Regions from separate parts of the Homo sapiens genome. Here region 2 is linked to region 1. Evidence: read pairs that join two places in POLR2A ChIA-PET (ENCODE). Cell type or tissue: MCF 10A. All regions are shown on one strand. Region 1 overlaps BIRC6 (baculoviral IAP repeat containing 6). Region 2 overlaps BIRC6 (baculoviral IAP repeat containing 6).

Evidence for each region. Peaks named below come from ENCODE experiments on the same cell type or tissue, not always from the same donor. Only the 100,000 strongest peaks of a DNase experiment are listed, where the experiment ranks them.
Region 2: POLR2A ChIA-PET joins it to region 1 with 5 read pairs; 2 of 35 experiments call an interaction of 5 or more read pairs at or near these places.

Annotation. Positions count from the first base shown.
Region 1 is chr2:32,380,532-32,384,531 of GRCh38, reverse strand. The region is part of intron 3 of BIRC6 (baculoviral IAP repeat containing 6); the gene reads right to left. Among named protein-coding and RNA genes, the nearest start is that of BIRC6, 26 kb to the right of the region's middle. In MCF 10A, no CTCF peak of the experiment used is centred here; no DNase peak of the experiment used is centred here.
Region 2 is chr2:32,559,108-32,563,107 of GRCh38, reverse strand. All of the region lies in intron 65 of BIRC6 (baculoviral IAP repeat containing 6), which reads right to left. The region is part of intron 1 of BIRC6-AS2 (BIRC6 antisense RNA 2); the gene reads left to right. Among named protein-coding and RNA genes, the nearest start is that of BIRC6-AS2, 14 kb to the left of the region's middle. In MCF 10A, no CTCF peak of the experiment used is centred here; a DNase peak (open chromatin) is centred at 2,277.

The sequences.
Region 1 (4,000 bases):
ATATATTCTAGGTATGCATTTACCTGTTCTGTCCATAGTTTTCTGCCGTAATATTATATAGTCCATTGCCTGTGGACTGACAGAATGTCATGGTATTGTAGAAAACTTTGCTTCTGATCAAGAAAAGTATTTCAAAGCAAAAAAAAAAAAAAATCTTTTTTCCACTGGTCTTACTGTGTATCATCCTGATGAAGCTGGCCTGGCAGAAAAGCTCAATGGCCTACTAAAGACTCATTTTCAACGCTAACCGAAAGAGACATGCTGAAAGGTTATGGAGTTCTACCTTACAAGATGAAGCATATGCTTTGAATCAACCAAAAATGTATGATACAGTTTCTCTGGGCATGCCCACTATTATATTTAATAAACTCATTCACAGATTTTTTTTAAAGCTTTCAGCTCTACAGGTCTTACTCCCAAGGGAGGAATGTTCCAGCAGGGGTACAACAACACTTCCATTGAAGTGGGTGTTGAGATTGCTACCCAGCAACTTTGAGGTCCTCTTGCCACTGAATAAATAGTCAAAGAAGTTCTACTAGTTTGTATGACTGGAACTGACAAGCGGAAACCTGGATTGATGCTAAGTAACAGGGGCAAGGAGAACTTATGCAGAACCCAAGAGATTCTCTAGGATGCCCCTTAGTACTTCCAAGTCCAATAGTAAAGATGAAGTAACAATTACAACTTAAAATACAGCACCAGCTGGGCTTGGTGGCTCAAACCTGTAATCCCAGCACTTTGGGAGGCCAAGACGGTTGGATCACCTGAGGTCAGGAGTTCAAGACCAGCCTGGCCAACACAGTGAAACCCCGTCTCTACTAAAATACAAAAAATTAGCCAGGTGTGGTGGCCCGTGCCTATAGTCCCAGCTACTGGGGAGACTGAGGCAGGAGAATGACTTGAACCCAGAAGGCGGAGGTTGCAGTGAGCTGAGATCACTGCACTCCAGCCTGGGTGACAAAGTGAGACTCCATCTCAAAAAATAAAATAAAATAAAGACACAGCACCAGTGAGGATTCAGATTCTTCAAGAATGAAGATGGGTCGTTCATGTACGTAAAGAATCCTGACCAGTTGAGATGCTGAATGATGACAGAGCTAATAAGGAACAGGTAATACAAAAAAAAGAAATTAGATATCTTCTTGACTATTATACATCCTCTTGACCAATATATCCTCTTGACCATTATAAACTGAGGACTAGGCTCACGCCTGGAATCCCACCACTTTGGGAGGCCAAGGTGGGCAGATCACACGGTCAGGAGTTCAAGACCAGCCTGACCAACATGGTGAAACCGTCTCTACTAAAAATACAAAAGTTAGCCAGGCGTGGTGGCACGCGCCTGTAATCGCAGCTACTCGGGAGGCTGAGGCAGGAGAACCACCTGAACCCAGGAGGTGGAACTTGCAGTGAGCCGAGATCACACCACTGCACTCCAGCCTGGGTGACAGAGACAGACTCCGTCTAAGAAAAAAAAATTAAATTAAAAAATTAAATAAACTGAGGACCAGGCCACGTGCGGTGGCTCACACCTGTAACCCCAGCATTTTGGGAGGCCAAGGTGGGTGGATCATGAGGTCAGGAGTTCGAGACCAGCCTGACCAACATAGTGAAACCCCATGTCTATTAAAAATGCAAAAAGTAGCCAGGCATGGTGGTGCACATCTGTAATCCCAGCTACTCAGGAGGCTGAGGCAGGAGAACTGCTTGAACCCAGGAGACGGACGTTGCAGTGAGCCAAGATCGCACCACTGCACTCCAGCCTGGGCAACAGCACAAGACCCCATCTCCAAAAATAAAAATAAATTTTTTAAAAAGCATAATAGTTTTGTTATATGAAAGTTCAAATATATAAAGTGTGAATGGAGATGCTGAGTAGCCAAAGGGGTAGACTGTGCAGTTAATTAAACTGTTGTCTCTGAGCTCCAAATCTACCCTTTAATTCTCTGCTCTATCAGGTTGGGGCTAGGACTCTGCATACTGTATTTCCTCTTTTCAACCAGTTTCCTGGCTTTTAGGTTCTCCCAGCAACAGCACAGGAAGGAAACTGGAAAGAAAGATGAAGAAAGACTTGCTCCTTCTTATTTACTGGCCATTGCCATCAGCACTGTTTCAGCAAAGGACATGATGCAGTAGTTGATTCTTCCAGTCTTCAGCATTTTGTTTTGGTTTGGTTGTTTTAGCATTCCGAGATCCAGTTTCATAGAGTTCCCTCAGAGGTACTACCATCAGTCAAGTAGCATCTCTCTTCAGAGATCTGAGTCCCAGTTTTGCAACGCCCTCGTCCAAGCTCCTGAGTTACCAACTGGGTAGCACTTCCTAGTCCCAGATCCACGGGGCCTATTCTCTAAGTTTCTAGGTTCTGATAACCCCTAATCTCTACTCTTTGTTCCTCCAGACCTAGGTGAAAACTGCTTCCTATAGTTATCTCTGTTATCTCAGGATCTCCTTTTCACTTTTTCAGTTTTCAAACACCAGTTAATTTCTTACAATAAATTATCTCTGTTGAAACTCATAGGACAGTTTCTGTTTTCCTAAATAAAATGCCCCATCAATAGAGTAAGGTATAATACAATCATGACAAATCTACAAAAAAAAATTCAATGCAACTACTAAGAAGAACATAGATGATCTCTGAGGATATGAGAAGATATCCAAGACAAATTCTTGAGTGAAAAAAAGCAAGGTGGCCAGGCACGGTGGCTCACACCTGTAATCCCAACACTTTGGGAGGCCGAGATGGGTGAATCACGAGGTTAAGAGCTCAAGACAAGCCTGGCCAACATAGTGAAACCCAATTTCTACTAAAAATACAAAAATTAGCCAGGCATGGTGGCGTGTGCCTATAATCCCAGCTACTCGGGAGGCTGAGGCAGGAGAATAGCTTGAATCCACGAGGCGGAGGTTGCAGTGAGATAAGATCACACCACTGCACTCCAGCCTAGGTTACAGAGTGAGACTCTGTCTCGAACCAAAAAAAAAAAAAAAAAAGAGCCAGGTGCAGTGGTTCACACCTGTAATCCCAGCACTCTAGGAGGCCAAGGCAGGCAGATCACCTGAGGTCGGGAGTTCGCCACCTGCCTGACCAACATGGCGAAACCCTGTCTCTACTAAAAAATACAAAATTTGCCAGGCGTGGTGGCGCACGCCTGTAATCCCAGCTACTCAGGAGACTGAGGCAGGAGAATCACTTGAACCCGGGAGGCAGAGGTTGCAGTGAGCCGAGATTGTGCCATTGCGCTGCAGCCTGGGAAACAAGAGCAAAACTCTGTCTCAAAAGAAAAAATAAAAGAAAAAAAGCAAGGTATATCATAACACAATATTAGTATATTTTAGTATAGTTACAACTGCACTTGAGAAAAATCTTTGCAAATGCCCAAGTTACTTATAGGAAAATGGCTTTTACCTTCTACCTTATATCCTTCAATAACAGGGAAGTTTGATATGCAGTATAACTTAGAAAAGGCCTTAAAAGAAAAATCTGGAGGAAATTAATAAAAATATACCCAAGGATTTAATTGAAAGCACTGTCTCTCATATACATCCCAGTATGCCAAAAAATTTCAGAGAAAGCACAAAATGGCTCAATTTCCAAAGACATAGTCCATTCTTATCCAAGCATCCAAGCTCACAACCTAACAAGGAAGCTTCTTTCATCAGCCTCTTGACCAATCCAGGTCCATCAGGCACTAAGAAAGATTTAAGGAAGCATCAGAAAACACAATAAGCAAAATAGTTCCCACAAACTGAAGTTAAGCTTCGATTAAGAAGTTTCAAAGTTTCAACTTTTTTCTTTTTTTTTGGGCAACAGAGTCTCACTCTTTCCCCCAGGCTGTAGTGCAGTGGCGCAATCTCTGCAATCTCAGCTAACTCCGCCTCCTGGGTTCAAGTGATTCTCATGTCTCAGCCTCCAAGTAGCTGGGATTACAGGCGCCTGCCACCACGCCTGGCTAATTTTAGTATTTTTAATAGAGATGGGGTTTCGCCATGTTGGCCAGGC
Region 2 (4,000 bases), 180 kb before region 1:
GGCTATCAATCAAATGATTAAGTTTCTATGGAAAGGCAAAATACGTAGCATAGCCAGCACAACATTGAAGAACAAAGTCAGAGGACTGACACTATATGACTTGACCACCTGACTATAATGCTGCGACAATTAAGACAATGTGGTACTCACGAAAGAATAAACAAATAGATCAGTGAAACAAAACTGGGAATAAAAATCTGTATGTGAATGTTTATAGCAGATCTATTCATAAATGCCAAAAAAAGGAAGCAATCAAGATGTTCTTCAAAAGGTGAATGAATAAACACTTACATGTTCATACAATGGAATATTTTTCAGCGATAAAAAAGGAAGCAGCCACCAAGCCATGAAAACACATGGACAAAACTTAAATGTATATTATTAAATGAAAGAAGCCAATCTAAAAGGCTAGATCTTATGATTACAACTATATGACATTCTGAAAAAGGCACAACTATGGAGACAGTACAAAGAACAGTGGTTACCAGAGGTCTGGGGATTAGGAAGGGATGCAGGATTAATAGAATTTCTTAGGGCAGTAAACTCTTCTGTGTGATCCTGTCATGGTGGAATACATAAAATTGCGCATTTGTCAAAACCCACACAACTGTAGAACATAAAGAGCGAACTCGAATTTCAACTATAAATTTAGTTAAAAATAACATACCACTATTAGTTCATCAATTATATGTACTACACTAATGCAAAATATGAATAAGTAAACTGTGAGTAGGAACTGCATATATGGGAACTCTGTACTATCTGCTCAATTTTCTGTGAACCTAAAAATACTCAACAGCAATTTAGATAAAATTATAAAAGAATACAAGTAATACAAGATATGTTTATGTTTTAAAAATTAAATTATTATGAAGGTATTAAGAACAACCAAAACCACAAAATGAGAATCTTCTTCTCCATACATGAATAATGAAGACAGTCTAGCATGCTAAAGTTCAATAAGGAAGAGAAGGGGAAAAAGAGATCCCACAAATTTGCAAGCACAAATATAACTGATAATTCCAATTGTTAAAATCTAGAAATAATAATAATTTTATTTTTTTTTAAGTTGGAGTCTCACTCTGTCACTCAGGCTGGAGTGCAATGGCATGATCTCGGCTCACTGCAACCTTCACCTCCCGGGTTCAACCAATTCTCCTGCCTCAGCCTCCCGAGTAGCTGCGATTACAGGGGCCCACCACCACGCCTGGCTAGTTTTTGTATTTTTAGTAAAGACGGGGTTTCACCATGTTGGCCAGGCTGGTCTCGAACTCCTGACCTCGTGATCCGCCCGCCTCAGCCTCCCAAAGCGCTGGGATTATAGGCGTGAGCACTGCCCCCAGCAAAATCTAGAAATAAATAAATAAATATATATATATATATACATGATTAAAGCATTATTTCTTCATATAAACATAAAAGATAATCCCAGAAACTTTAAAAAAAACTTTAGGTTCAAAAAAAACCTTGAATATAATTTACAACTAAAAAAAAATCAAAATAAAATGAAATCGAACGATTTCAAATTTCATAATTAATGAATACTAATTAGAAAGTATATCACTCATGAGCGGGCACAGTGGCTCATGCCTGTAATCCCAGATATTTGGGAGGCCGAGGTGGGCAGATCATTTGAGGTCAGAAGTTGCAGACCTGCCTGGTTAACATGGTGAAACCCAGCCTCTACTAAAAATACAAAAATTAACCAGGCGTGCTGACACGCCTGTAGACCCAGCTACTCAGGTCGCTGAGGCAGGAGAATCACTTGAGCTTGGGAAGTGGAGGTTGCAGTGAGCCAAGATCGTGCCACTGTCCTCCAGCCTGGGCAACAGAGCTAGACTCCATCTCAAAAAAAGAAAAAAGAAAAAAAAAAAAAAGTATGTTACTTGGAGGTCAATTTTTTTTTTTTTGAGATGTAGTCTCACTCCGTCACCCAGGCTGCAGTGCAATGGCATGGTCTCGGCTCACTGCAACCTCTGTCTCCCGGGTACAAGTTACTCTCCAGCCTCAGCCTCCCAAGTAGCTGGGACTACAGGCACGTGCCACCACGCCCGGCTAATTTTTGTATTTTTAGTAGAGATGGGGTTTCACTATGTTGGCCAGGCTGGTCTCGACCTCCTGACCTCGTGATCCACCCGCCTCGGCCTCCCAAAGTGCTGGGATTACAGGTGTGAGCCACCGCCCCCGGCCTACTTGCAGGTCAATTTATAAAGCACGAGATGTTGCATAAAAAAAAAAAAGTCGGGCACAGTGGCTTATGTATGCAATCCCAGTGACTCAGGAGGCTGAGACAAGAGGATTGCTTAAGGCCAGGAGTTTTGAAACTAGCCTGGGCAACATAATGAGAACCTATTTCTACAAAAAATTTTAAAACTTAGCTGGGCATGGTGGCAGGTGCCTGTAGTCCCAGCTAATCAGGAGGATGTTTGAGCCTAAGAATTGAAGGCTGCAGTGCCCTATGAGCACACCACTGCACTCCAGCCCGGGTGGCAGAGAAGACTATGACTGAAGAAGAAAAAAGAAAAAATATATAGTTACATTATATTCACATGTAAACAAAAGGGCATAGAGAAAACAACACAGCTCCTCTGAAATAAATGAAACATGCTATTCCCTCTTATTTAACTGGTATATATTTTACTCTATTGAGTTAGCATTAGGAGAGGCCAACTGGGAATCTTACATTATGGAAATAGAAGAAGATATTCTCTTCATATCAAGGAGTATGAAGGCAAAAGCTAGCAAAACAAGGTAATAATAAGCACTGGCACACGAGACTGGGAATAGTCCAAAAAATGTGAGAGATAAAATTGTGTGTTTATTTTACAAAAATCTTTAAAATTTTAAAAAGAACTTTAAATTTCATTACTGTACTTTAAAAAATATCTCAAGATATCAAATTTCTTCATTTTAAACTAAAAATATCAAGTTTTTTGTATTTCTGTATTTTTCTTGACAACCATTAGTTACGTAAGTATGCTTTTCTTTAAGTCAAATTCTATATTAATGCATATGACAATCTATGCCTATGTCTGGAACCTGACATGTGTTATTTATATCGGATTTATTATTATTGTTGTCATTATTTTTTTGAGATGAAGTCTCACCCTGTTGCCCAGGCTGGAGTGCAGTGGCGTGATCTCGGCTCACTGCAACCTCCGCCTCCCGGGTTCAGGCAATTCTCCTGCCTCAGCCTTCCAAGCAGCTGGGATAACAGGCACCCGCCACTACACCTGGCTAATTTTTTTGTATTTTCAGTAGAGACAGGGTTTCACCATGTTGGCCAGGCAAACCCTTGAACTCAGGTGATCCACCGGCCTTGGCCTCCCAAAGTGCTGGGATTACAGGTGTGAGCCACTGTGCCGGCCTTATTTTTTTTTTTTTTTTAAAGATTTTGAAGACCCCCCCAACCAAGAGGAGAACTTGGAAAACTAATGTAGAGCTGATTTATGCTCTCCTTTTAAGACATGTGCTTTTATTGTAAATTAATGTGTACCGGTGGTCAGCAAGCAACAAGAATGGATAAAGATAATAAACCCTTAATAAAAACCTGCCTGTTAAAGCACAAAACAACATAAAAACTACTTCAATCTTGAATTCTTTCATTCTATTTTTGCCATGAAGAGCTTCATCAGAAAACCCTTAGATGTCTTCAAATTTAGCTCCTTTACACATACTTCATTGTTATTACAGGATTCAATGTGCGCCTGCCTGACAAAGAACAGAGGCACAACACGCTGTTATGCAACACCATGTCTCCAAGTGCAGCTTGCAGCTCCTTTACTCAGCAAGCACCAAATGCATGTTTAATCAGTGTTACAGCTTACAACCAGGCAAGTGAAGTCACTATCCTTCCAATCCTCAAAAGGGCCTGTTTGCTGATTTATGCATAGCTTGAAGACTATCTTGGAATTGTCATCAACAGCTACAGATGCGGGTGTGTGACATTACAAAACTTATGCCAATAAACAATTTTTTTCATTTTTATAGTAGTAACTGG